5 separate regions of the Mus musculus genome follow, and all the other regions are linked to region 4. The links are chromatin loops, found by intact Hi-C in ENCODE. Cell type or tissue: left cerebral cortex. All regions are shown on one strand. Region 1 overlaps Gm34196 (a long non-coding RNA gene). Region 2 has its middle 80 kb from the start of Gm17750. Region 3 overlaps Gm34196 (a long non-coding RNA gene). Region 4 holds the start of Tmem161b (transmembrane protein 161B). Region 5 holds the start of Gm41011 (a long non-coding RNA gene).

Region 1 (5,000 bases), 390 kb before region 4:
TAGTTGTTAACACAACACTCATAATCATAATTGCTCAGATATCATTTGTCTGTGTTAAATATAAGCCCTGGATATACACTATGGCCTAACAGAGAAAGTAAAATGGAAGTTAAAAAAAAAACCACTAAGTTTTATAATAAGGGTAAACATTATATTTCCATTTTATTTTTGCCCTTTCCTTACAGTGGTATCGAATTTCATAAAGCATTATTCTTATTTCTCATATTTTTGTCTGAAGAAAACAGATGAGGATTGGATTTTTAACTTACTTACCAAGTAGTATTTGTTGTTTAATGGGATTCAAGAATTTTCTACAATGATGCAAATAAAGAGATGTCAAATGTTCAAAAATTGTGGGAAGCCACATGTGCCGTTGCAGGGTGGTGCTGGTTACGGCTGGCCACCACACATACATAGGCAGTAAAGTTTTTTTTGCCAAGATGATGTTTTGAGAATGAACCAATCAGATGAGAGACAAGTTAACCAATCAGATGAGAGACAAGTTAACCAATCAGATGAGAGACAAGTTAACCAATCAGATGTAGACATGTAAATGAGGTGGTAAGCATAACCCATGCATAACCAATCCGGGTGTGAGACACGCCTCTCCTAGGCCTATATAAGCAGCACCAGTTCTGGGCTTGGGGTCTCTTCACCTCTGCAATCAAGCTCTCCCAATAAACGTGTGTGGAAGGATCCTGTTGTAGCGTCATTCTTGCTGGCTAGTCAGGCGCGCGCAAGAAAAAATGATTTTCCCCCTTAGGTGTTACTGGTAAAAACTTTAAACATTCTTCCAAAGCTTGGAAGACACTGGAGCCGTACTGGTCCAAATGACTACCATGTATGAAAGTATGAAAGCCCCCAGAAACACTACAATCAATGTTCATGGATGAATTGAGAATAGGGAATGGTATATTTGTTTAAATATGTCTCAAAAAGTTATTTAAACACTAATAAAAAACTGATGACATAAAAAGTTTTGTGGAGAAACACTCACAGTAGCAGGAAAACCTTGAAAACTTTATGATTTTCTTCAAGTGTTTTTTTTTTTTCTGTACACATAGTTTTTTTGATTGAATAATGGTGACATCATATCTTAACCATCTTTCATGCTATAATATCTTGGTCAAACCATTATTCATTGTCCAAGTAACATTCTACCAAGCACATTAAAAACTGAAAATATGCTTAGACTTTTCTTTATAATCATTTATTTGCTTATTATAGTTCAAAAATAAAAATAAAAAATAAAAAATAAAATAAAAATTTAAAAAGTAAAAAGTAAAAATAAATAAATAAATAAATAAATAATGCTAGGAAAAACATCTTAATGTCTAGTCTATGGTCTTACTCAAAATGAAGAATTATTAAAGTAAGACAAGCTTCTAACAGTGAAAGTATTTGCTCAAACATATAAATATATGTGTGTTTACATAAGTGCTTATATACATACACATGTTCTTACACAGGATATAGAGCACATAGTCTTATAGAATAGTGTTGTATATATACACATAAATGTAGAGTTAGGGGAGAAAATGGAATCAACTTGCTCTCCTGCCAGAAATATTTAAACTTTAGTGGAACCATTGCAAACATTTTGTGGGTTTTTATTTTTCTCACCTCATTTATTTGGCTAAAAATGGGGTGTTACCTAACTCTTTTTAAAAATCTTATTTAGTTAAATATTTATTTAAATATATTATGGATGATTTTCCTTTTGCTATTGATTTACCAAGACATAAAATAAATAAAGATTACATACACATAAAAACAATAACCTCAATAGCTTTTCAAAAAGGAACACAAACTTTGAGTCTAATGGCTTTGAATTATTAAAGCACAGAAAATAATGAACTTTTCTGAAGATATTTACAGAATGTTTTTTAGTATAATCTTTAATTCAGTGTCATGATCATTTAAGAAAAGTGGATAATAGTGGGAGGAAAGCAGAGTTTTGTTTTTGTTTAAGAAAAAAGTAAGATAGAAAGCCAAGCTACGTGTGGTTCCCATGTAGCTACAAATGTGTAATCCCTGAATTTAAGAGGTAGACGTTGGAAGATCCTGTGTTTGAAACTAGCATGCACAACAAAAGTGAGATTTGGTTGATTTTGAAACACTAAATAAAGATCAAGATAAGAAACAGCATTTTGTACAAAGAATATACACTGAAGAAAATATTAAAGGAAGATATAAAGTGGTCAGGGACAGTTTGAGAAGAGGAAAGAGATCACTGTGAGGCAAAGGTAGGAGGAAGGTAGGTGATGAACAGAGAGCATGACATACATACATATACATATATATATATATAAATGTATATACATATATAGTCACAAGTAAACCCATTATATTGTACAATGAATATTCTCCAATTATCAAAAACTATACAATAAACATTATTTAATTACTTTTTAACAAACCTTTACTTCATAATAAATGAGAAAAAGATGTACTTGGGTCCCATGTGCCGTGGATCCTTGATGACCACTGCTGTCCAATGCTGACTTGAGCTCAGAAGCCTAGGACCTAAGACCATAAAAACCTAAGACTATAAAAACCTAAGATCATAGAAAATTTTCCATGCATGTGTTTGTACATATAAACAATGGGTTAATTAATTAAGGTGAAAGGTTCTGTTACAGAATTAAGCTCAGGGAATGAAGAGGAGAGTGGTTCCTGATAGTGTAACAAATTTATACTGGGTTTTCTGTTGAAACTCCATCATAAACATCTGATCTACAGTGGTTCCACTTAATAAAGATTTCTACACAGCTAGCCCCTTGGTTGGTGCTGCCTAATTGCACTTGCATGAGGAAAAAGTATGTTTCTATCTGTTGGGAACCACAACAAAGCACACAATTATTTTATTTTTATTTGTATCTTAGGAATATTTTAAAGAGAATGTTTCTCTTTGTTCAAAGGGATTCACCAGAATGCTCTTATTTTCTAATTTTTATGGCATTAATGTGGCATGCCATTCTTGGCAGGGAACTGTAGGTGTTGCTGCAGCCACATTGCTGGGAAAGCTAGGCTAGGCTGCAATTCTGTGGCTTCTTACAGTTCTATTTTAGCCTTGTCCTCTCCCTCCCACTCAAATTCTGTCCCTTCATGTATTTGGCTATGTCACATCCTCCAGACTTTCACACTAAATATACTCTTAGCAAGGAGGAGCAGAATTTGCTGATGAGTCACTGTCTCCAAAGACTCATTGCTTTGGTGGACAGCTCATAGATGGGAATCATTCCAGCCAGACAGAGGAGTAGAGCGAGCAGGAGTTAGTCCATTGTGTTCTGCAAAAACAGCCGAGGCAGGGCAGAAGTAGGAGGTTTCAGAGCACACTGAGGCATATGCACATATTATACTTAATAAATTTTGGTGAAGGAGAGTGTCCTATTAAGATTATACTTCAAGTTCAGAAATTGTATTCATGGCTTGTGTAGGAGGTCAGGCTCTTTGTTTTCTTTCATGTTGGAGTTGTTATCCTTTGACCAGTTCTCTGAGCATAATTTGTTTCCAGTCCCTTTGTTCTATGAGTGAAAAGGTCAAGGCCTTTTGACATGGCATGAGCATTCAGTGCACCAGGGGAAACTTCACCAGCAGTGCTGGACTTAAAACAACTTCCGAGCAAGCAGAGTCAAACACAGGAAGTGTTGTTCCAACCCCCAGAGGGTACCGGCTTTGTTGATGAGCCAACTTACATCGTGTTGAATTGTTGAATTGCTAAGTGCCGCTGCTATCTTGAATGAACAGATATAGCAATGACTCCAGACCCAGATGAGGAATTTGTAGGCATGAGATAGCAACATCACTCTCCTGAAGTGTCCCCTACAGGAATCTAAATACAGAGTGGCTATTTTCTTAAGTAGGAAAAGTTCCATCTCAGGTCCCCATAGTACAATCCATGCTAAATGATTCTCCAAATGAACAAATACTGCCTTGATGAGACAGTAAATTTAGTGAGAGAAATAATCAACCAGAAATGCAGAAAAAATGTGACTTTTTAATAAACGGTCTAACCAAGGAGTGAATTACACATTCAATTTCGTATACACAAGACCTTTTTACTGTTATTAAGTTAGTTCAGAAAATATTGACCTATTCAAAATGGCATTGGAAACATTTTTATTCACATAGTCTATGTAAATTTTAAGTGTACTATGAATTAAATGTTACTTTACTCATCTGAAATAATGTTCGAACTTTGTCTCACATATTAATTGAGGAAAAAAAAAAGATGAACTGTTTTGTATAAGGTCATTCAGGAAATTTAAAACAGTACCACATTTAATTTCCTAAATCGTTGGCTTTCTGAATCTTTTAAATGAGTGAATTTTAATGTATACTAAAGTACTTCTGAGTCTCAAAAATATGAACATTTCATACAGCCATTCTCCATGTGAAAATAGAGATATTCTGGAACACAAACACACAACAACAACCTTTTTTCTTTACTTCCAGACTTCTTCTTGTTTTTGCTTCATCGATGAGGTCTTACTATATTGCCCTCCTAAACAGCCTAAGACTCACAATGTAGACCAAGTAAGCCTCCAGTTGTCAGAGCTCTGCATGCCTTGTCTGCCAGGTGCTAAGATTAAAAGCATATGTCCTTATGCTAAAACACACCAAACATTTCTATATAATCAAAACCAATGCAAAACAGACAAAATATTAATGCAGTCCAGAGAAGAATCCCAAACAAATAAGTATGCAGAGTGTAGCCCCTTGCTTTCAGATAGTTGGGATACATGGATGGTAGTCCCCACCCTGCTTATTTGTTGGCTGCTTGTTATCTTGAATGTGACTGTCCTCATCTGTAAGTGGATATGATAAGATCTGCCCTCGCTCAGGAATGCTATGGACATCAAATAGAACTATGAACACAAAAGAACCTATAAAGAATTCTGTAAACTGTAAAGTGCAGCCTAGATTCTGTTAGAGATTGTAGTCAAGGGACTATTGTTCACATGAAAGAAAGTGGAAGGAAGCCAAAGAATCAGTAG
Region 2 (5,000 bases), 240 kb after region 4:
TGATCTATGTCCTTCAGATGCTTGAACTTCTAATCATCCTGAAGCTTATTCATACGATAAATGACAAGTTTATCTAATGAAACAAACCATTTGAGTTTTAATGTTAAAGTCAGATCTAGGATGTTTAGTACATTTTGAAAATTTTCAATATAGAACCTCAAATGCAACATATTCTTGCTAGAGCCAGGAAATAATTCTATCCATCAAAGAGGGAAAAAAATCATAACTTTTTATATAGTTCTTAGATCTATTTAAATAGTTGTGAACTCTAAAATGATTCTTTATAATAATAAAAATACATTTTAGCAAAAATGAATTTCTGTATAATATTTTATTCAAAAGTTTTTGTTCTGTACATTTAATTATTTAAATAAAACATCAATGAGACAAATTGCTGGTCATGCATGTCTTCTAAATATCGATATGCAAAGATTAATAAACTGAAATATATGTTTTATTTTAAAAGGGCTTTATTAATGAAAAATAAGGTATGCCTTTTGAAAAGTAAAGAACTTAATATAAATATCTAATATGAAGCTAGTATGTTTAATGAGTAATTACAGTACAAAAATGCGTGAGAATTTACCAAGTTTCATCTCTCCTCCTTTTTTCTAACATTCAGAACTATTTATAGTCAGTTTATAGATTTAGACAAAGCTTCGAAATAGCTAGAATGCCTCACTACAAGCAACTCTCTTAGGTTTCTGTAGGATTTACAGTTTACCCTTTGAATAGATGCCCATACTTAATACATTTTAACTTCTTCCTTTTAATTTCATTACACCAGTTACAAAAATGAAAGAAAACATCTACTACTGCTCTGGTATGTCGCAGTGTTGTCATGGTCCACAAGCCAGGTGCATCCCTTCTACCTGGAAGGAAATAAAAAACCATCTGGAAGAACATATTAACCTGCAGTGTTGATGGCTTCAGAGAACCAAAGCAAATAGTTTGTGATTTAAAATAATTTGCATTCTCAGAAAAAAAGAAAGCTAGACATGAAGTCTTTTGCATGGGTCTAACACTTTGAAGACATTTAACACTATAATTTCTGACCTTCCCTACTTTCCTACTGTGTTATATTGTTAATAGATGCAGTGGTTTGGATAACCAGTTCCTTATTTGTGATGAACTAGCAGGTACTCCACAAGGGTCTTCAGACAGATGGTGGGGCAGAATCCTTTGGTTTCTATATAGGTATTTCAGTGGATATTTGGTGGATCACTTTCCATGTCACAGTGTTAAGTTGTTTCAGAGTCTTGTTTTTTTCTTGTGATTTTTGTTTTGTTTTATCCCCCACCCCCACCCCTGCCACTAACTACTAACTTCCTTTTTATTGCTTTCAATGCCAATTCTGCTATGCATTCCTGGAAAAAAGTTATTATTTCATTGAAGTGAAAATAGGATTATTTAATAATAGCAAATCAATGTCTTATGGTGATAAAGGGATAGTGATTTAACCTTTATCTGGGCATTTCAAGGCAGAGAAAACAGAGACTTTTTCAGGCTGGGCTGCAATTCCATGCATTAAGTTTCAAAGGAATAAAAGTCTGTTTTCCAGTGCATTTACCAACTCCTAGAAAGAGACAAAAGTAAAGATTTTTATACGCCCAGTGATTTCCATGGGGGAATATTTTGTTGATAAATCTATGAAAATCATGCACATTTCTCCTTCACAGGCACAGGAGGTCTCAAGGCAGCTTAGTTTACACATATAGGTTTGTTGTTTACCCCTCAAAATTATATTGATGGATATAAACTCTGTTTAAGATAATATATAAATTCAGATAATTTTGCAAATTATTATTTAACAGCTTAAAATTGCAACCTATTGGATTAAAACTGTGTGAAGTTTGTGCTACTTTTCATGATCTTTCTCTAAATCTTCCAGAATAGAAAATCAGTCTGCAATATTAGAGACGAGAAATACGCTTACAACTCTGACAAAAGCAAAGCGTTACTTGGAATACAGACCCAAGTCGAAAAGATTTCAAAACAAATTTGGATCTGAGATGAAACTGCATGCCAAAATGCAGACTGGTTACTACCAACCACAAATGGGGTTTTCTCAGCTGAATCTCTAAAAGTTGCTGGGCACAGGCCTACCTGAGAACCTCTGAGGCCCTTATCAGGACTGTCTGTTTCTACTCCCCAGACACACGTCTCTGACCTTCTCAACTATTTTTACAATTGTGAGGGAGTGGGGCTCTAAAATTCGAGTTCAGTGTACAGAGAGTTAATTTAAATTTGATAACAAATGGCTCTGCTGCAGAAATGAATGCAGCCTGGCAACTTCAACAGGGAACCCTTCAGAGGGCCTCAATTATGTATGCAGCTTCTTTGAGAAATAGTTTCACACATCTGACCCAAAGACCACTATGTTGTTGCCATGAAATAAAACTGTACGTCTGCATTGTTTCATTTCTGGGCCCTGTACACAGTGCCAGACTCGAGGACTCCCCCACTCTGCGCATGCGTGTTCACATGCTCGCACAAACCCCTTTATTATCGTTCTGCTTCTATTTTTCAAGTACGGTGACTGTATCAATATAATTGTCACATACATAATGGCTCCTGATTACTTTTATATGTTATAAAAAAAATCTGATTTTAACTGCCAGACTGTTCTGGTCAAAATCAGGAAAACTAAAGGAGAGGAAAGGGTTAACCAACCCACACTATTTCAATTTTTTTCAAAATGGCTGCTTTGTCTGTGTGCATACACCAATAGCAAATGCCCTTCTGTTATTGTACAGCCAATTTGATGTGTCAAGTATTCATATGCTAATAACGGTACAGTTTCTCACTTTTTCACAGATAAATGGTAAAGATTGTTACAGACAGTGAAACACAAGAATAAACAGCTTTTATTTCAGGCACGATAAATTACTTTCCATTCAAATCACAAGCCACGCATGCTGCTGACCATCTTGTTTCCATTCACTGCTCGTTTGCCTTCTGGGTGTGTTTCTTTAGAATAGTTTGAAAATATTTAACAGATATGGACAGAGTTGTTGCTAATGACTTGATTGCATTAATGCGCTTTCTAGTCATTTCCTCGCTCAAAGCTCATTTTTGTATTCCGTTATTACAGTGGGAGAAAAGTTTGATGGGAATTCTGACACTGTTTCCCTAACATAGTACAATCAAATCTTTTTAAAGCTGGGCAATGACAATATTTGAAGAACAGATATTTTCCTTTAGGTTAGCAGAGATGTCATTTAGTAAATAGTATAACTTAAAAAGAGACACTTGAAGGAAATGTCAAGTTGGGTCAGAACAAACTAGAATCAATTCCATTTTCCCAGATATAAATCTGTTTTGAAGGATTGAATTTGTTAAATACATATGACTAAGACATAATATCAACTTATTGTTGATATAGAAAAATCACATCAAAGGTGAGGGTGGGTGTGGAGAGAGGAGGTAGTGTAAGGAGAAGAATTTCCTAGCCTTTAAACATACATTTCTAAAAGAATGCACTTATAACCATACTACCATTGAAATTTCAAGTCAAAAGAAACACTTTTGATTACTTTTTCACCACTTTGCTTATGAACCCAGGATATAATACGTGTCCTCTATGGTTAAAATGTAAAACACCTTTTAAAGCTGATGATACATTCTTCAGGTATGTCTTAAATGTGCTTTCTTGTGACTGTCTTTTTTCTGATCTTTGTACGTGACCATTTTGATCTCATGTTTGAGCCCCTGTAATTGTTACTGATGCTTGTATTAATTGCCTGTTTGATGAGAAAGCATGCAAAATTAAATAAATAAACATCTAGAAAAGTAACTCAGTTCATTGCCAGGCTGAAGATTGCAGCTTTTAAAAGTAGGTCATATAAAGGCTTTCTTTCTAATTGATTAAAATTAAATACAGAATGCGGAGGATGGAAAGAGAATAGGATTAAGTTAGAGCCTTGGAATACACAATCTCAGTGATTGTGAACGTCTACCTTGAGACATTATAGATTACAAAGTTAACTATGACATCAGGTCAGTGAGAGTACAGCCGCTAATTGTCAACAGGAGATGGAGTTTTACACACTCTCACCAGAAAAAGACTGTTTTCAAAAAGCAATATTCAATTCTTTTCTCTGACCTCCAAAATATTGAGAATTCTTATCACATCATATCAGCAAATCAATTAAATTAGTCATTAATTTTATGTTAAAGTTAATCAAGAGATTTTTTTCCACCAGAAAGCTCTACAAATAATCCATAAAAGTTCCCCTCTTTTCCACTTATAACACCATTGTTAAGCCTACAATAAATGAAACCAATGGCAAATATGTATTTCAACCTGCCGTTTATATGCACATAACTCTCTGGGCCACATGAAGATTAGGTATGAAATACTAACCTTTTACTTTGTCAGATGCTCATCAAAAAATGACTGTGTGTAAATTTATCAAGGTTGAAATAAAGTAGGACACCAGCGACTAGCTCACAAGCTAATTTAAAATGCAATCTATGCTTCATATTCCACAATACTATGATTGTGTTATTAATAAGTGTTTTTAATTTACTATAATGACTAAACAATAGTGTTTTGTCCATTTTTTTTCTTTACCTATGTTATCTCTCTTTAATTGGGTAGATACAATTAGGCCTTCTCAGCTCTGGATCATTATTTATTTATTTATTTATTTATTTATTGCTTTAAATTCTCATCCTTAATGTAATCATCACCATGGGCACAAGCCTGGGAATGCACCCAGGGCTTTACGTTCCCTGCCTGTATTTCTTGTTTCTATCATTTCCTCATCAGTGCTATTCCCATATGCTTTGGGAGCTGGCCCTTTTAGAGCAGAGGTTTTGTTTTTGGTTTTGTTTTTTTTGTTTTGGTTTTGTTTTGTTTTGTTTTTAAGAAAAAAACAACAAAACAAACGAACAGCATACTCAGGCTGGATAGGTAGCTCTGCAGTCTAGAGTGGTACCTCTGTGGCCTAGCACAGACACTGCTCTGTAAAGAACCAGAGTTTGGTTCCCAGTAC
Region 3 (5,000 bases), 540 kb before region 4:
TACTGTAAGTAACAAGAAAGAAAAAATAAAAAGAAAGTGTAACATTTGTGTAAAATTATTTTCATCTGGATTTAATTCTAGCACCTAAAGAATGAACTTAAAAAAATCTCATCAGTGAAAAAGGAAGGTTAAATTATCAAGATTTCGATCTTTTCTTTATCAAACACAGTTCAGTCATTGTTTAAAGTATCCATTTCTCCAATCTGATAGAAGATTCTTTGTTGACATCTCTTCATACAAAACGAATACTGAGGGAAGAAAGAAAATTTTGTACTTAAGCTTAGTATTTCTGAAATATATATATACTCCAGGTGGTGGCAACTGGTTGATTTTCATTTGCTTTTTTAATACTTGTGAATTTCCTGCTCTTCAGTAATTCTGAGTATCAAATATATCTTTTAAAATGAGCCAAGTTGAGAAACTTACCGCTTTAAAAATTATCAGCTATACATATTTTCCATCACTGTTTTCCTATCGGAAAGCTGCAAACATCTGCACTGATTACAATTAAAAACAGTGTAAAAGATTATCACTCCAATTATAGCCTCCTGTTCTAATCAAAATTCAGTCCTGTTCCCAGACAGCGACGGGCGTGACGCCCATATGCTTTTTTCTTTGCACTAGAACCTCCCTGAGTTCTGCTTTTTCTTTAATCAATGAATATGTAAAGCTCTCTTGAATTTATCTTTATCAGAAAGTAGCATCTTACGTCGATATGATTTCAAAGCTTCTGGAACTCTATTTTTCCTTTTCATTTATATGAACCCACTTGTAGAAATAAAAAAAAAAAACACACACTCTATTATTTTAGTCAACAGAGAAGTTTCTGACCTGCCAAGGTTTTTTTAAAGTGATTATTTTAAGAATCTTCATTATCCCACTTCATATTATTATTGTAATATTATCCTCTTCAAAAGATAGAAACCTGCTAGATTTGAAGTATGTTTACATTAAGTCAGTAGTTATTATATAGAAAGAGACTTTTTAGCGAACAAAGTAATGCATCCCATTGTGACACTTGGATACATGCACACCACACCACTCACATGCATCCCTCCCGCATCCCTCCTCACGCTCTTTCACTGATGTTATGAGTTAGTTCTGCTTACATAGAGAATAAAGGAGAATTGTGTCTGTACCAGTTATTAGAAAAATGTCAAAAATGAACATAGTTTTTAAATGGCCAGGTTCCATGAGAAAGTTATATTTAAAAGTAATCTAAAACATCAATCATTAGAAATAATATAATAGATAGATATAATCAGCAAGCATTTCTTGAATTTATAGATATGCATAGATATAGAATATATAGATATAATCAGCAAATATTTTGTGATTAAGATTATGTTGCCATTCAAGATGGAGATAAAAGAGGAAAATAGCATTTTAAGTGACATAATTTTTGCTCTATAGTCTTTTAGAAGGTGAAAATCTAGATTTGGCATCTTTATGCATATTTGTACTATATACTATATTTGCTACATAGTTTGAAAATTAAATCTTAGTTTTGAGGTGAACATCTACTTTAAAATATATGCACCTTTGTTTAAGTTACAAAATGAAAATATGCACATTGATAGAGACTACAACTATGGCAAATGCATCAGAAAATGTTACATTTATGCTTTTAATTTCTGTCTATGATGGAATCATTGACATTGAATATTCCAGTGTATGTACGCCCACGTTTGCAAGACAAAAGTGAGGAAAAATAAGCAACAAAATTATTTTCTGCTGCAATATTACTTGAAATATTTGCAAGTACTTTGTTAGTTTATTAAATTCTTTTAAATAAATATCTGTTTTAATTTAAAGCCTGGACCAGCATTTGAGCACCACTCCACTTTGTATTTCTTACTGATCTCTAACCACTATAAAATCTGTATTGTTCTTATGTCATGAAGCCTTCGAAATATACTGTTTTATGAAAAAGAAAGAGAGAGATAGAGAGAGAGAGAGAGAGAAAGAAAGAAAGAAAGAAAGAAAGAAAGAAAGAAAGAAAGAAAGAAAGAAAGAAAGAGAGAAAGAAAGAAAAGGCTGAGGCTTTCCCGGATAAAAACACTAGTTGCTGACTGAAATCAAAGATTTATTTTACACAATTAGAAATCAGCTTTTTGTGTCCTTAAAAGGCAAATCCTTAGAAACAATAAAACTAATATAAAAATGTATGAATCAATGAGAAATAAAAGAATTCCTAAGCTTTAGAAATAAATCTCAACTAGAAAAGGAAACCAATTGTGCTACAGTATTTGAAAATGATTTATTAGGCAAAGTATAAAGAGCACACCTGGACATAGATGCATATAATGACATTTTAAAACTATTTTGCAAAATGGGAAAAATACTTTAGCTTTCAAAAAATTCAAAGTTCAATACTCTGAGGACTGCTTATAGGGCGGCCGACATCAGAAGAGAAGTCGAGAACATTTTAGGTACTGTGCCTTTCCAAGAAGGAGGAATGTAGTTATTACCGAGGAATTCAGTTATGTACCGTCTTGCTTCTTGACATTTTATATGAGTGGTGGGGAGATGGTTTATTTAAAAGAAAAGTCTCAAAATACCCAAACCAAGGTATGAAAGCAAGTGACGTTTTAATTCTTTCAGAAACTAATGATTAAAACATGCATCTGTGTTTCTTTTCTAAGTGTAATCTAACGGAAAGTAGACTGAAAACAAAAGGAAACTTGAAAAAGAATTGAGGAAAGAAAAAAGGAGGAAAAGAGAGGACCAGAAGAAACAAATTCCACTCAAATTAAAACGGTATCAAAAATTTAGCCAGGTTATTGAAGCTGATGAGATTTTTTTTGTGTCCTAAATTATTTATATGTTTTTTCAACCTCGTGTTTCTTTACTTTTCTTTCTTTTTTGGGTGGTGATGGTGGTGATGGTGGTGATGGTGGTGATGGTTGTGATGGTGGTGATGGTGGTGGTGGAGGTGGTGAGGATGGCTACTCCTCTTTACCAGTTGCTTGAGATCCCCGGGTCTCGGGGAGACTTCTCAGATGACCACTAGATGGCATGAAAGCACTGTATTGGACCTGCTCAGCCGTCCTGCACTGCGCGACATTGGGGGTTTATTCTTTTCAAGCTGGGAGCTCAGTGTTAATCATGTAAGATGCCTTTTCTTTGAGAAAGATCTTTTTGTGTCGCATGACACTTTCCAGGACACAAAGGGAGTATTCTGTCCTCCTTCCACACACACTTAGAAAATGTCGGATTAAATTTGGAATAATAAAAATCATGTCAGTGTTTGCTGGGGTTTCCTGAGAACTTTACTCTCTTCCCTTTGGGGGATAGTGTGCTATTTGTTATGCGGTCTACCTTAATAGGTGGACAGAGCAGTCCCTTCACCACTGTGCCTGCAACAACTGCAGACAAAGTTTGCACATTTGCAGTCATATTTCTTTTTCTTGATTTTTTTTTTTTTTCATCAAAATTTCTCTTGGTTTTTCTTCACTTATGCTGTTAGGGTCTGTCATTAAGGACTAATATGAAATGCTGGATTTCAAACAGCCGTGGCAAAGGAGACAATCCCCTTTAACACTTTCTACCAGCCAGGCAACGCATGTCTTTGTTCTTGCTTCGCAAATACGTTTAAAGTTTTTGCCTGGTCACTGGGCCGCTTTCGTCTTTCCCTCCACACTTGCAGTTGTAGTTTTATATGTGGAACATTTCCTGTTTCCCAAGATACATATCAAATATCTCTCCCTGTTCGTCCACAACAGGAACAATTACCATATCCCTTCAGATGTTATCACTATCTGCCTTCACAAAATGTCCATTGTAGACGATGTTTTGATCTTTGGATAAGTGCCTTAATTTAAAATAATGGCAAAAGGGTAAATTAGGCCTCCATGCTCAACAGCGCATGAATGACAAATCTGTTGTGGTTGGGGTATATTTTTGATATTCCTTTAAACGTCTCATAGCAGATTTACATGGGATCAAAAATGATACTGCGCATTGACAAACTGAAGTGCATAATTTATTTCATGTACTACTGATACTACTATATAACCTACACATTTAATTTTACTTCTAATGGCTTTACAATTTTGATAGATATGAAATCATGTCAGTTTAAAATCTCACAGATCTGAAGTTTGGGGGGGCTGTTTTCAGTATCCACCTTTGTAAAGCTTTTTATCCCGTGTATAGTATCTGAGAATAAGATAATTTGTTGGACATATTTTCTTAGCTTTGATTTTTATAAATTTATCAAAACTACAGATTCTAAGAAGACATCTATATAAAATATTTAGTAAAACAAAGATCCAATGATATAATCATAGCTCTTTAAAATGTAAATATGAGGGGAATCAAGGGGTCCCATGGTGGTAAAACTTTCTGCACAGGCAATGTTGTGTGCAGTATGCTCTCTGGGTGTCTCTAGTTTGAGAAAATTCCACTTCATTTGTGGTGTTAACGTACGGCACGGTTAATAAGTTATGTCTTCAATTTCTCTTATATTTGATTATATCACTTTTAGTTTGGATATAAACCCCAAGTTCTTAGGATTGTTTTAACATAGTGAGTTGCGACTGATCAATAGAAAATCAGAGACAAAAATCAGAAAACAGGACCCCTATACATCCAGAACTGAGATTCCCCTCTTAGGCTGTCAGTGTGATAGGCATACAAGACTGATACCATAGCACATTTTGCTTCTCACTATTGACCATCGAAGATGGTGATCAGCATGCGGTTGCTCTGCTTGGAAACAGACTGGGTGAGCTTTTACCTTGAGGAACTGCTCATTTGGTTCTATTTGAGCTCTTGCAGAAAAATACCTGCTTCTTACAGGTTTTGGGAGGGACATTGCTCCACAAGGGATCAAAATGATTTTAATGGAAACCTTTTTGAAAACATTTCAAAAAATGTTTAACTCTGACTGAGAATGAAGTGGATTCTCTGCCTAGCAAACTCTCTGGGCTCTTGGTTTGATCTCTGCCCTGTAAAGTAACCCTGCCCCCCAAAAGTTCTTTTCAACTTGTATGTAA
Region 4 (5,000 bases):
CCGACCATCCTTGCTTTATTTTTTTAAAGGATTCCAAGCAATGACGGCAATTCCATACACAAACATCAACTTCATAGCGGTGAACAACTTTAACTTTAGTCAAGTAACTAACTCAAAAACAAGACAGATCAATGTCACAATGGGGACAACCAGGCCCCACATTGTGAAGTGTCACCAAGAGATTAGCTGAAAATATATCTACTTCCTTAGAGCGGCCAGAATGGTTCTGTGGCTCTCTGGATGCAGAGAACACACTCTAATTCAGCTTCCCTGTGACTATCGTGTATTTAATCATTTTATTTAGATACTAGTGTCAACTTCCTAGACAAGACCAAGTTTATTAGACCTCACCTCAGGTATAACACTGCCTGCTTCTAAACTCCACATTCTTCCTTCTGTAAAATTTGAAGAGATGGGGAGGTTGCTAGACTTTAATTCCTTCTAGTTCTAACGTTCCCTCTCTAATTTCACTATCTCAAATGAAAACAGAACTCTCTTAAGGAATCTAAGCCATACTATTCAGAGGTTCAAAACACTAAAACAAACAAACAAACAAACAAAAACATTAAAAGAAACAAGTCACCTGGTAGTTTGCAACTGGAACCAGGTGATTTTTTTATTCTCTAGTAAGTCATACAAAACAGCAATATTAATCCTGAAAAAAGGGGCATGGCCAAACTGGGAGTAGTGGCATATGCATTTGATCCCAGCACTTGGGAAGCAGAGGCAGACAGATCTCTGAATCAGAGGGCAGTGTGGTCTACATAAAAAGGCAGCAGCATAGTCAACTAAAGCTTGAACCCAAGATAGAAGTCTCTGCAGATGGTTTGAAATCGTTCATGTGGCTGATTGCCTGTTCAACTTTACCAGAACCCTAGGACCTTGGAAATAGCAACTATCTTTTTTAAATCCTTTTATGTTCCAGGAAGTAGTTGACTGCAGTCACCAGCCCCTACACAACCACCTGCCTTCCTCTCATAGTCCCCCAATAAAGCCAAACTTAGATGTTTCGAAATCCCATTCATTTCATCAATTAACTCCTGAACTGTGTGATCAGTCAGCACCCATTGCTTCTTATCTACAGTTGATTAAGACGTTCTTTGTACAAGTCCCTGAACCTTGTCCTTTCAGACTAAAACAGCAGAGAACTCTGAGAATGACTGGCCTCACGGTAAAACACCCTTCGGTTACTCCTTTCCCTCCAATCTCTCACACCAGGTTCTTTTTATGTTTACGTATCCTTCTCACCTAACCTTTAAGACACTTGCAAATAATATGGCTCAAGCTGTGCTCCCTCCTTCGATAGAGATGTACAATAGGAAATTACAAATTTTTCCTTTCAAGTTAAATCTGTTGGGACTCAACCTGGACATTTTCTTTAAAAGTGACATTGATTTTCAGTTCTGCTCTAGTTGAGTGTTAAGAGAAGCCAATTTTGTCTTAAGTGCCTCGGCGTTGCTTGTCTCCAAGGAGACAGGCAAGCGTGCAAAAAGGCACTGCTGCGTCCTTAAAATCTCAGCCAAAAGCCTGCGGCGGGAAAAGGTGGCAGGGACAACGTGGTGGGTAGAGCAAGGTCATCAGTGGGCCACCTGGCGCCACAGGACACACGCGAGGGCAGACTCCTTAGACTGGGTACTCCGACAGACCCGCCCCTCTCCAACCCCACAGGTCCCTCGGCTGTCTGGAACCCCGGCGGCGGCCGCGCGCACTCTGGGAAGGTTGGGGTCCTGCCAGCGGTTCATCCCAACGCTCCAGCAGGTTCCATTCCCAGCAGGGACATCAACCGGCTCCTTTCACAGACTGACCTCCCTGTCCTTTCCTCCTGAAGGTTGTCACTCTCATCCTCACAAGACTCACCATAACGCCAAGAACAGGTCGTGGGACAGACAGTCTAGAGTCCCCGGGACCGTCCAGAATCTCCCCTTCAGGTTCTGCAAAACGGAGCTCTCGAAACCGCGAAGGGAAAGGTCTTCCGGCTCGGCCGGAAGTCCTGCCCGCATGGGACAGGAAGTTCCTCCCTCTCCGGACCGCCAGCGACCCCACGCCACGCAGAGAGGAGGAGCCGCAAGGCGTTCTCTAAAGCCACTTCCGTGGGTGTGAGGCTAGGGCGGGGGGCGGGGCTGACCTTGAGAACGCAGGGGCGCAGGCGCACAGGTAGGTGGGCGGGGCGGGGCAGGGCGGGGCGGGGCGGCATGCCCGCAGGATTCCTAGGTAGGTGCGGTATTTTTCGCGGGCGCTGGTGGTCGGTTTGTGCTGCTGCAGGGATCAGCTGGGTGGGTGTAGCCCTCGTACTCTGACGGTTTATTGAGGGTAAAGAACCTTCTTGGCTGTATTCATGCTGAGATCATTCAGAAATTGTTTAGCTCAGCCAGCCTCTTTTCTGTCCGCTTTCCTTACGCAGTACCTTGGAATCTCAGTTAAAAATTCATGCTGTCCAAGCACCTTCCTCTCTTAGGTCAATGGAATGTGACCTTTAGAAGTTCTTTGCTCTTCACAGACGCCAGCTCAAGCCAGAGGATATCTACAAAGAGCAGAGGAGCTAAGAAGAAAATTCAGTATGGACATTTCCTACCTACTTAATACCAATATGAACAAAAAGGGCCTTACAACATTCTCATATACATACATACATAAATACACACACATTTATGCTTTATGACACCTCCCTCCTTCCAAATCTGTACCAGTGAACTTGCCTTTATATTGTGATGAGGGTTAACCATAGAGGTAAGTTTGAAATAAGGACACAGAGCATCTTTGGCCCAGAAATTATCACACCGTTTAACGATCCTTATGGAAACATGCTTATCTCACCCTTCTCCGTGAGATACCTTTTACCATAATGTGGTTCTCTTGTGGAGTCAGAACTGGGGAGGAAATTCATCTTCAGCAGTCAAGGTTGCACAAACTTGCAACTATGAAACAGCTATGATGTTCAACCTCTAACTGGCCCAAGGACCCTGGGAAACAATCCTGAGCTACCTAGAGATGTTAGATTGGTGCTGTTTCAAAAGGATACAGAAACAAAGTTTATACATTATGTTAATTTTTAATGGTGGGGGGAGATAGGGTGACAGGTGATAGAGAAATTATAAGAAATGAGAGAAGCTACTCCGAGACCAATAGCCTTGAGGAATAGTTTGTGAAACTGAGAACTTCCCCAAGGGTTCTGTTACTGCTTTATAGAAACAAGCCTGTTAATAGACAGGCCCCAGGGCAACTGCAGTATAGTAAAGAAGGACTCCGGTTGACCGCTCCTGTATCTGGGGGAAGCCATTGCTATCCTTGAGAAAGAAAAGATGGAGGTGGCGAGTGCCTATCAGCCTGTCAGTGACATCACATTCTGTGAAGTCTTGTCTTTCACTTGTGACACAGTGGGTCTTCCATCTGTCCTAAACCTGGCAGCCTTGTTAAGGATCAGAAAACATCTTCTCCTATATGACAGTAGGATAGGAATTATTAGCAGGATAGAATCCATTCCTGCCAGAGGAAAAACAAGAAATCAGTTTTTACTACCTTATTACTTTCAATAGACTGTCAGATTCTATATTCTCTATTTTGTACATGGCGCATTGATTAACAATCCTTGGTTAAAATACTTTAGTTTCACATAGTGTGTATATGTTTACATTTACAACTGTATCAAGTCTTTTTGTCCTATTAAAAAACAATATATTCTACTAATTACCTGTTTTTTTTTATTGACCATTTTCTATTTCTTAAATGTATAGAAGTCTTTGACAAAGATTCAGAGAAAGAATTATGAAAAGGAAAGAGAGGAAATGTGATGATGAAGATGAAAAGATCTTTTTGGCAAATTAGTTATGATCACAGTCTTTGATAAAAGTCATGGCTGCTTACCATGTGGGGTTTGTGATAATTTAAAATGTCCTCTCTACGAACTGATCTCAGATGTGTATAAATATCAACAGAATAGTATTTACATGAGCACTCTGGCCTGAAACTCTTCCAATTTTAAAAATCAATTTTTAAAAGTCTTAAACCGTCTTAACAAAATGTGTTAATAGTTTTACCTCTAAAAAAAATTCAAACACTTTTCTCTTTCCTTTACTGAATATGATATGTTTTATTCTGTGATTTCTATTTCTTGTAAATGGTAATTAGTCTGTAACTATGTGGAAAGTTGGGTTTTGTTTCCTTAGGTAAATTGTACTTAAAATTCTTTATTGGCCATCTTAGAAAAATCATGTACCAGTAACAATGATTTATTGGTCATGTTCTGCCATATATGGTTAGTGGAACATTTTGCAATTGTTCCAAAAAGCCACTAGAGGAAAATGGTTGCCTTTTAAGTAGGATCAGAGGATGGGACCTTTGTGGTGTGCTGAGTGTCCTTGTCAGAGAGAGAAGAACTTGCTTCCTCGTTGTTTATTCTGCACCATGTGAGAACTTAGTCACAACTCATTTGCCAACAACAAAGGGGTCCATTTTCACCCCCACCAGTGATACATATGGGAACTAATTTTGTGGTTTAAATCACTCAGTTTATGGTACTTTTGTTATAGTATCCAAAGTAAAGAATGCAAAATTGTGTTCAGTGTAATTGCTTTGACGTGAATAAAAAGCCCTACACTCACAGAGAAAGATAATTGAAAATGTATCCATTACCATTCAGCATTCATTTTCTAAACTGTTCTATTTGAAACAATTATTAAAAAAAATTGTCCATCAATAAAGCTTCTTAAAGCCTACCTATATTGCTCTTACTTTTCTAATTTAGGAGATAAGGTCTTCAGAAGTTAAACCAGGCATATGACCCTAACCCCAGCAATTGGAGGGTAGAGAGCCAGGAGTCCAAGGCTAGTCTGGGCTACATAAAAGTCTCAAAAGTAAAAATGTACTGCATTCCTTCAATAATAGTAGCATTCCTGAGAATCTTTATTGCCATGTTCCTTCCCCCCCCCCCGCCCCCCATTGATTTTAGAAGTTGAGTGCAATGACAAATCTTGTACAAGCTGTATAGTGTATATTTTCACAGG
Region 5 (5,000 bases), 120 kb before region 4:
GTGGGAGCCTTTTTGTTTGTTTGTTTTTTGCAGTCCCAAAGACCGAGTTTGAACCCTCAGTTACATTTCTTAAGTAGAAGCGTTGAGGTTGTCCGCACCCCGCCCCCTCAGCGCAGCTTTTTAACAACTCCTAGGGAAAGCTTTGCCTACATCCGAGGGAGCTTACTGACACTCTACAAATCTCCTGATTCCCGACCCTCTCGATCCCCACACTCTTCATTCGGGATAAACGCTTCTTTGGGCCACCTCTTTCCTGTCAAGGGACGAGTAGAGGGACGAGTGCACAGGAAGAGATCTTCCAAAGACAGCCTGAAATTTTCGTTAGTGTGGGGTGAACAGGAGCGAGGCGCACGTCTGATGCTGGGACCGTCTGGGACCACCACCACAGAGAATCTCAGCCTAAATCTTCTTTTACGGGTCAAATAACGCATTCTAAGGGGCAGAGCAAACTGCGAAGGTATCTGGTGGTGGGCCTTTATGCAGGAACATAAGCTTTCGCAAACATCGAGGTTTCCTTATGTTGATGGGTACAGTGTGGGTACAGCGTGGGTAGAGCGTGCGCACAACAGACTGTGGAACTGACCCCTCACCTCCCAGGCCGCTGCCCAGCCCAGCTCCGCAGGCGGCAGCCCAGGAGAGGGTTCCCATCGATGGATCAATCCACAGATCCATTCCCCCAAAGTGCTCTTGCCTCACCTAGGACTTTCTCCCGTGACACCATTTAAAGTAGCCTGAAAGTGCTTCTCCATGCCTTTGAGGGAGAGGGAGTCTCAAAGAATGTCGGGAAAAGTAAAATAAAATAACAGTGCCGAAAGGAGATTGACTCTCAGCGAATTTCCTCTGGCCTAAAAAAAAAAAAAAGAGAGAAAAGAAAAAGAAAAAAGAAAAGAAAAAGAATAACTTTATTTATAATCCGCTGCCAGCCTTATTTCAGAGAAGATGAAACAATGAAGGTGCAGTTTGGCCAGACAGTAAGATGAGTTTTCATTTGCCCTTTGTTCAATGGTAGGTACATACCAGTTTCAAAGAACTTCGGGGATCCCTCAGCCTGCAAGGTAATCCAGCTCCTAGCCCGCATAAGCATCTTACAGACAAACAGCCCTCAGCCCTGACACTTGCCCTCAGCCAAACTCAAGTTAGGATCACACCTGTCAGTGGTCCAAGAAACTCTCGCCCCCAGAACACCCCAGCAGCTGGACTAACTTAGTGAAAAGCTAAGCTCCCCTCAGTATGGCAATGAACTTTGCTCGCTGCTGTCGGGAGCTAGCACGCCCGCATCAACAGCTCTCAGGGCCCCGCCAAAGCCTTGAGCAAAAGGATAACATACATATTTTTAAGTGGCTTACAAATAAAAAGAAACTAAAAAGAAAAAAAAAACCCAACAACAAAAATAAAAACATTTATGCTTGCTGAAGAGGATGAAAAGCTGTTTGAAAACCAACCAGAACACAAGTATGTTCCCTTTGTGTGCTACATTAGAGGTGGAAGCACACTAGTACTGCATACCGTAGGCACACCCTCTAAAATGTGTGGGTTCGCAGGACTGTATGATTGTCCACCTACTGCTCAAGCCCAGAAGAAAACTGCTACGGTTACTGTTGTTCTAGTTTCTTATCAGAAAAGATATTCATTTGAACACATTATCTAAATCTGCGTAAGAATGAAGGCTGCTTGTCATGCGTCCTTCGTTTTCAGTAATGTGTGCCACCCAATTAGAAGCAATTTAGGCAATCAAGACCGTAGGAGAGAAGAAGGTGTTAAAAATAGGTTTTCTAAAGCCTCAGAACTCTAATTTGGAAGAAAATCTAAAATTACATATGTAACGTTTCTTTACATAAAATAAATACATAATCTGGGAGTCTCTTGTTCCTTTTTCCCTGGGGTCCCTCTCTCTTTGCCTGCCTGGTTCTTAGGTATTCATAAGAGAAGGGAAGTGTAAAGATCAGAAGAAAAGGGTCTGAGGTTTCTAAAATACCTAAAAGATCTGGGAAGGGCTTGGAACAGTTTTTCCCTGGCTTCTCTCTGTCACTATGTCCCCGGACCTTGGTTTTCTGACCCTATCTGCCCTGGCAGGAAAACCGCGGAGAGGTGTGGGGAGACCTAGGGACCCCCTTTCAGGACTAGAGTTCAGAGCCACGGGTTCCCTAGCTGCTTGGGGAAGGCGGACTGGGGAGGTGTGCTCTACGTGTTGGCAGAAAGTTGAGAAAGAAATCAGCACCTTCTGAGGCTTGGACTGGCAAAAAAGGTGAAGATGTATTGAAAGAAAGGGGAAAACACGAAGGTGCACGTGTCCACACAGAAGGGAGAAGGCAAAACTAAAAGATATAAAAGAAATGATAGCCTCCAGAGGACAAGAGAACATGCGACTTGGAGATGTCACTTGGCACTCATTTTTTTCTGAGGTCTCATAGTCTGAATGTGCTATTATGGGGTGAGAGTGAGAATGGAAGGAACTGGGACCCAATGGAGGATTTAGGCACACTCTTCTTCGAACCATGCCTGCCTACCAAGCACCCAGGCGATTTTTATTTTTCCAGCCGAGCTCTCATAAGAGAGCTAGCTGGTCCAGAATAGGACTAGAGTAAAGTTGGCAGAACTTTAGTCCTTCTCTGAAGGACTTTACTCTTCTCTGAAGGGGTTCAGAGAAGGCCCAGCTGGAGCGAGTGTGGGGTGGTCACTGGGTGAGGGAAAGAGCCAGGGTCCTTTAATCTTTTTGGTCTCAGGATCCAGGTTACAGGAAGTGAATAACACTCAAAGTTAATCTCCCAGAAGTTGAGCCTTGAGGGCCCTGGAAAGAAGTTGTCCAGAGAGTCAGAGCACACCCAGACAGGCAGGCGAGAAGTCCCCTCAAGCAGGGCAGACACCTCCCGGAACAGAAATTCTACAATAACTCCCTTCCAGAAGCCAGTCACACAGACAAAATTTAAAGTCAAACCCACACTTATCCCCTTCTAAGGAGGCGGGGAGGAGTGTAGAAGTGGGGACAGTAACTTGTGCACGCCACTATTGTTTCAAAACAAGAGTCTCCAGAGGAGGTAGCCATGCCTCTGCAGGACAGGTTTGACACCGGGTCTGGGCTTCTTAGAGTGAGCCACAGATGAACTGCCCCCAAGCACAGGCAGATGCCACAGCCTCACTTCAGGCAGCTTTTTGCAGAAGTGTCTCAGATGGCAATCTTAAAAACCCTTTCTAACAGCACCTAATTTATTATCCATTTGTTCTGCTTGTTTGTGTCTGACACATGATTCGAAACCATTTGATTATTAACAAATGCATCAGTTCAAAAAAACATTTTCATTGTCAAATAATTTTCCCTGAAAATAATAAAATTTTTTTCCTGAAAAGTTCTTTTAGAAAGTAAATAGACTATATCTTTTTACAAAGTGAATTAGAAGTAAGGGATATTTAAATATATATATTATTTATGATAATGAAGTGTTCTGATTTAGTAGAGGTAAGCAATTCTAAATATAATTTAATTCCCTTTCTTTGTAACACCCACTATGTTCGTGTGTAAATCAGAATAAATATTACTGATGAGCTACACAACTTTTTATCTTCCAGAGACCCCCAGTTTGTTAATTTAAGTGCTTGAATAAATAGAATCCACACTTTCAAAGTTAGGAAGTTTTAAAAAGTTTACTTCAGTTAATTTTACAATTATATAAAATAATAAGTTGCTAATACTAGAAAGTTAGCAATTTCTTATATTTTTTCTGTGATTAGCACCAATAGTTCTCTATGTGTTAGCTCTCCAGAAGGACTTCCAAATGAATCACTCCATTACACCATCACTCCATGAGTCTATGAACACACAGCACAGACAAGCAAGATGTCAGTGTCTTTACACACGTTACATCTTATATGTAACGGGAATGTTTAAGAACCATTCTACAGTACTCTGAACATTTGCAGAGCCGAAACACAGTAATGGTCACAGCACTCCTACATTTACTCTTTAGATCTCTTAGATACAAGTATAATCACTTTTCTAAACAGCTTGGAAAGCACAAGGTCACTAAAGTGAACATTGGGGAATTCAAATCTGGAATCCCAAGTTCTCTTCTAAATACCTAGTGACCCTGAGAGACACCTTATCCCCATGAGCACTATTTCATCTATGAACAAATTAGAAACCAGATCAGACAAGCTCCACATGCCATCTAGTTCAAACAGTCCATAGGTTTTATATTCTGTGAAGAGTCAGTAGGCCTGCAGCTATTTAGCTGTTTTCAGAGCAAATATCTTAAGCCCCTAATTCAGGCAAGAGGTCCATGCTTAAGGCTTCTCTTCATTGAGATGGGCATTGTTTCTCACTGTAGCTTTCCCTTTGCACAGATAAAAAGTTTGGCTCTTAAAATAATTTAAGGACACCAAATGCTATGTGAACTTCTCCAATACTGCTACTTTCAGCTGGAGGAAATGAAGTTCTCAGGAATGGTGTTATCTATAAGAATCCCATGTGTCTGAAAAGAGCTTGAATTTTCCTTTTAGCTGTTGAAGTTGGTGAATCAGTCCCTTTGGTAATTTTATAACTTTCTTTAGCAGACAGCTTGTTCACCTCGACAATTATAAGAATCAAGAATTATATTGAAAATATGCTCTCTGATAATGTCCTTGAGGTTGTCTTTTTCTACAGAAACAGAATCTTGTCTCACTTTCCTCGTCTCTAGCCACTTCTTTTCCCCAGGCCCAGCCCCAACCAAGGTCCATGCTTGCAGGCCAAGCTTATTTACCTTAACACTTTCTGGAATCGGCAGCAAATTACAATGAATTTTCTTATCCCCAATTCATTCCCCAGTCTATGAAATTAATTTCCATTTCTATAATCAAAAGGCTTCCCCTGGAAATATCAGTGACTACACAAGCCACAGGCAGATCAAGTGTAGGTAGGTGTTCCATCAAGTGAGGGGGACTGGGTTATAGTTTCAATTGGAACAAAGTATAAAGTGATTAAACCTGGGCCAGCAGACGTAGCACTTTTATCAAGTCCCCCTCCC

What was found. Hi-C counts contacts between places; a loop is a spot of excess contacts. Peaks named below come from ENCODE experiments on the same cell type or tissue, not always from the same donor. Only the 100,000 strongest peaks of a DNase experiment are listed, where the experiment ranks them.
Region 1: it touches region 4 in a loop (3-fold over the local background); 3 of 42 quality-filtered maps call a loop at or near these places.
Region 2: it touches region 4 in a loop (2.6-fold over the local background); 3 of 42 quality-filtered maps call a loop at or near these places.
Region 3: a loop joins it to region 4, with 4 times the contacts of the local background. A loop is called at or near these places in 5 of 42 quality-filtered maps.
Region 5: it touches region 4 in a loop (4-fold over the local background); 9 of 42 quality-filtered maps call a loop at or near these places.

Annotation. Positions count from the first base shown.
Region 1 is chr13:84,611,336-84,616,335 of GRCm38, reverse strand. The region is part of intron 2 of Gm34196 (a long non-coding RNA gene); the gene reads left to right. Among named protein-coding and RNA genes, the nearest start is that of Gm34246, 62 kb to the left of the region's middle. In left cerebral cortex, a CTCF peak has its summit at 2,998; DNase peaks (open chromatin) are centred at 3,140 and 3,635; H3K27ac peaks cover 1,140 bases.
Region 2 is chr13:83,982,591-83,987,590 of GRCm38, reverse strand. No RefSeq gene overlaps it. Among named protein-coding and RNA genes, the nearest start is that of Gm17750, 80 kb to the left of the region's middle. In left cerebral cortex, no CTCF peak of the experiment used is centred here; DNase peaks (open chromatin) are centred at 927, 2,371 and 2,815; H3K4me3 peaks cover 744 bases; H3K27ac peaks cover 1,361 bases.
Region 3 is chr13:84,756,746-84,761,745 of GRCm38, reverse strand. The region is part of intron 2 of Gm34196 (a long non-coding RNA gene); the gene reads left to right. Among named protein-coding and RNA genes, the nearest start is that of Gm34246, 84 kb to the right of the region's middle. In left cerebral cortex, a CTCF peak has its summit at 3,016 (motif pointing right); DNase peaks (open chromatin) are centred at 3,026, 3,634, 4,649, 4,981 and 3 more places; H3K4me3 peaks cover 3,013 bases; H3K27ac peaks cover 5,000 bases.
Region 4 is chr13:84,219,292-84,224,291 of GRCm38, reverse strand. It overlaps Tmem161b (transmembrane protein 161B), which reads right to left and starts at 1,996. Exons shown (of 12, transcript NM_175187.5): 1 at 1,858-1,996. The coding sequence starts at 1,860. A230107N01Rik (RIKEN cDNA A230107N01 gene) reads left to right here and starts at 2,117. Exons shown (of 2, transcript NR_138587.1): 1 at 2,117-2,154; 2 at 2,402-4,711. In left cerebral cortex, a CTCF peak has its summit at 2,248; DNase peaks (open chromatin) are centred at 1,558 and 2,041; H3K4me3 peaks cover 2,090 bases; H3K27ac peaks cover 1,309 bases.
Region 5 is chr13:84,341,465-84,346,464 of GRCm38, reverse strand. It overlaps Gm41011 (a long non-coding RNA gene), which reads right to left and starts at 2,572. Exons shown (of 2, transcript XR_873707.3): 1 at 1-2,572. In left cerebral cortex, no CTCF peak of the experiment used is centred here; DNase peaks (open chromatin) are centred at 1,580, 2,131, 2,412, 2,900 and 3 more places; H3K4me3 peaks cover 1,617 bases; H3K27ac peaks cover 2,775 bases.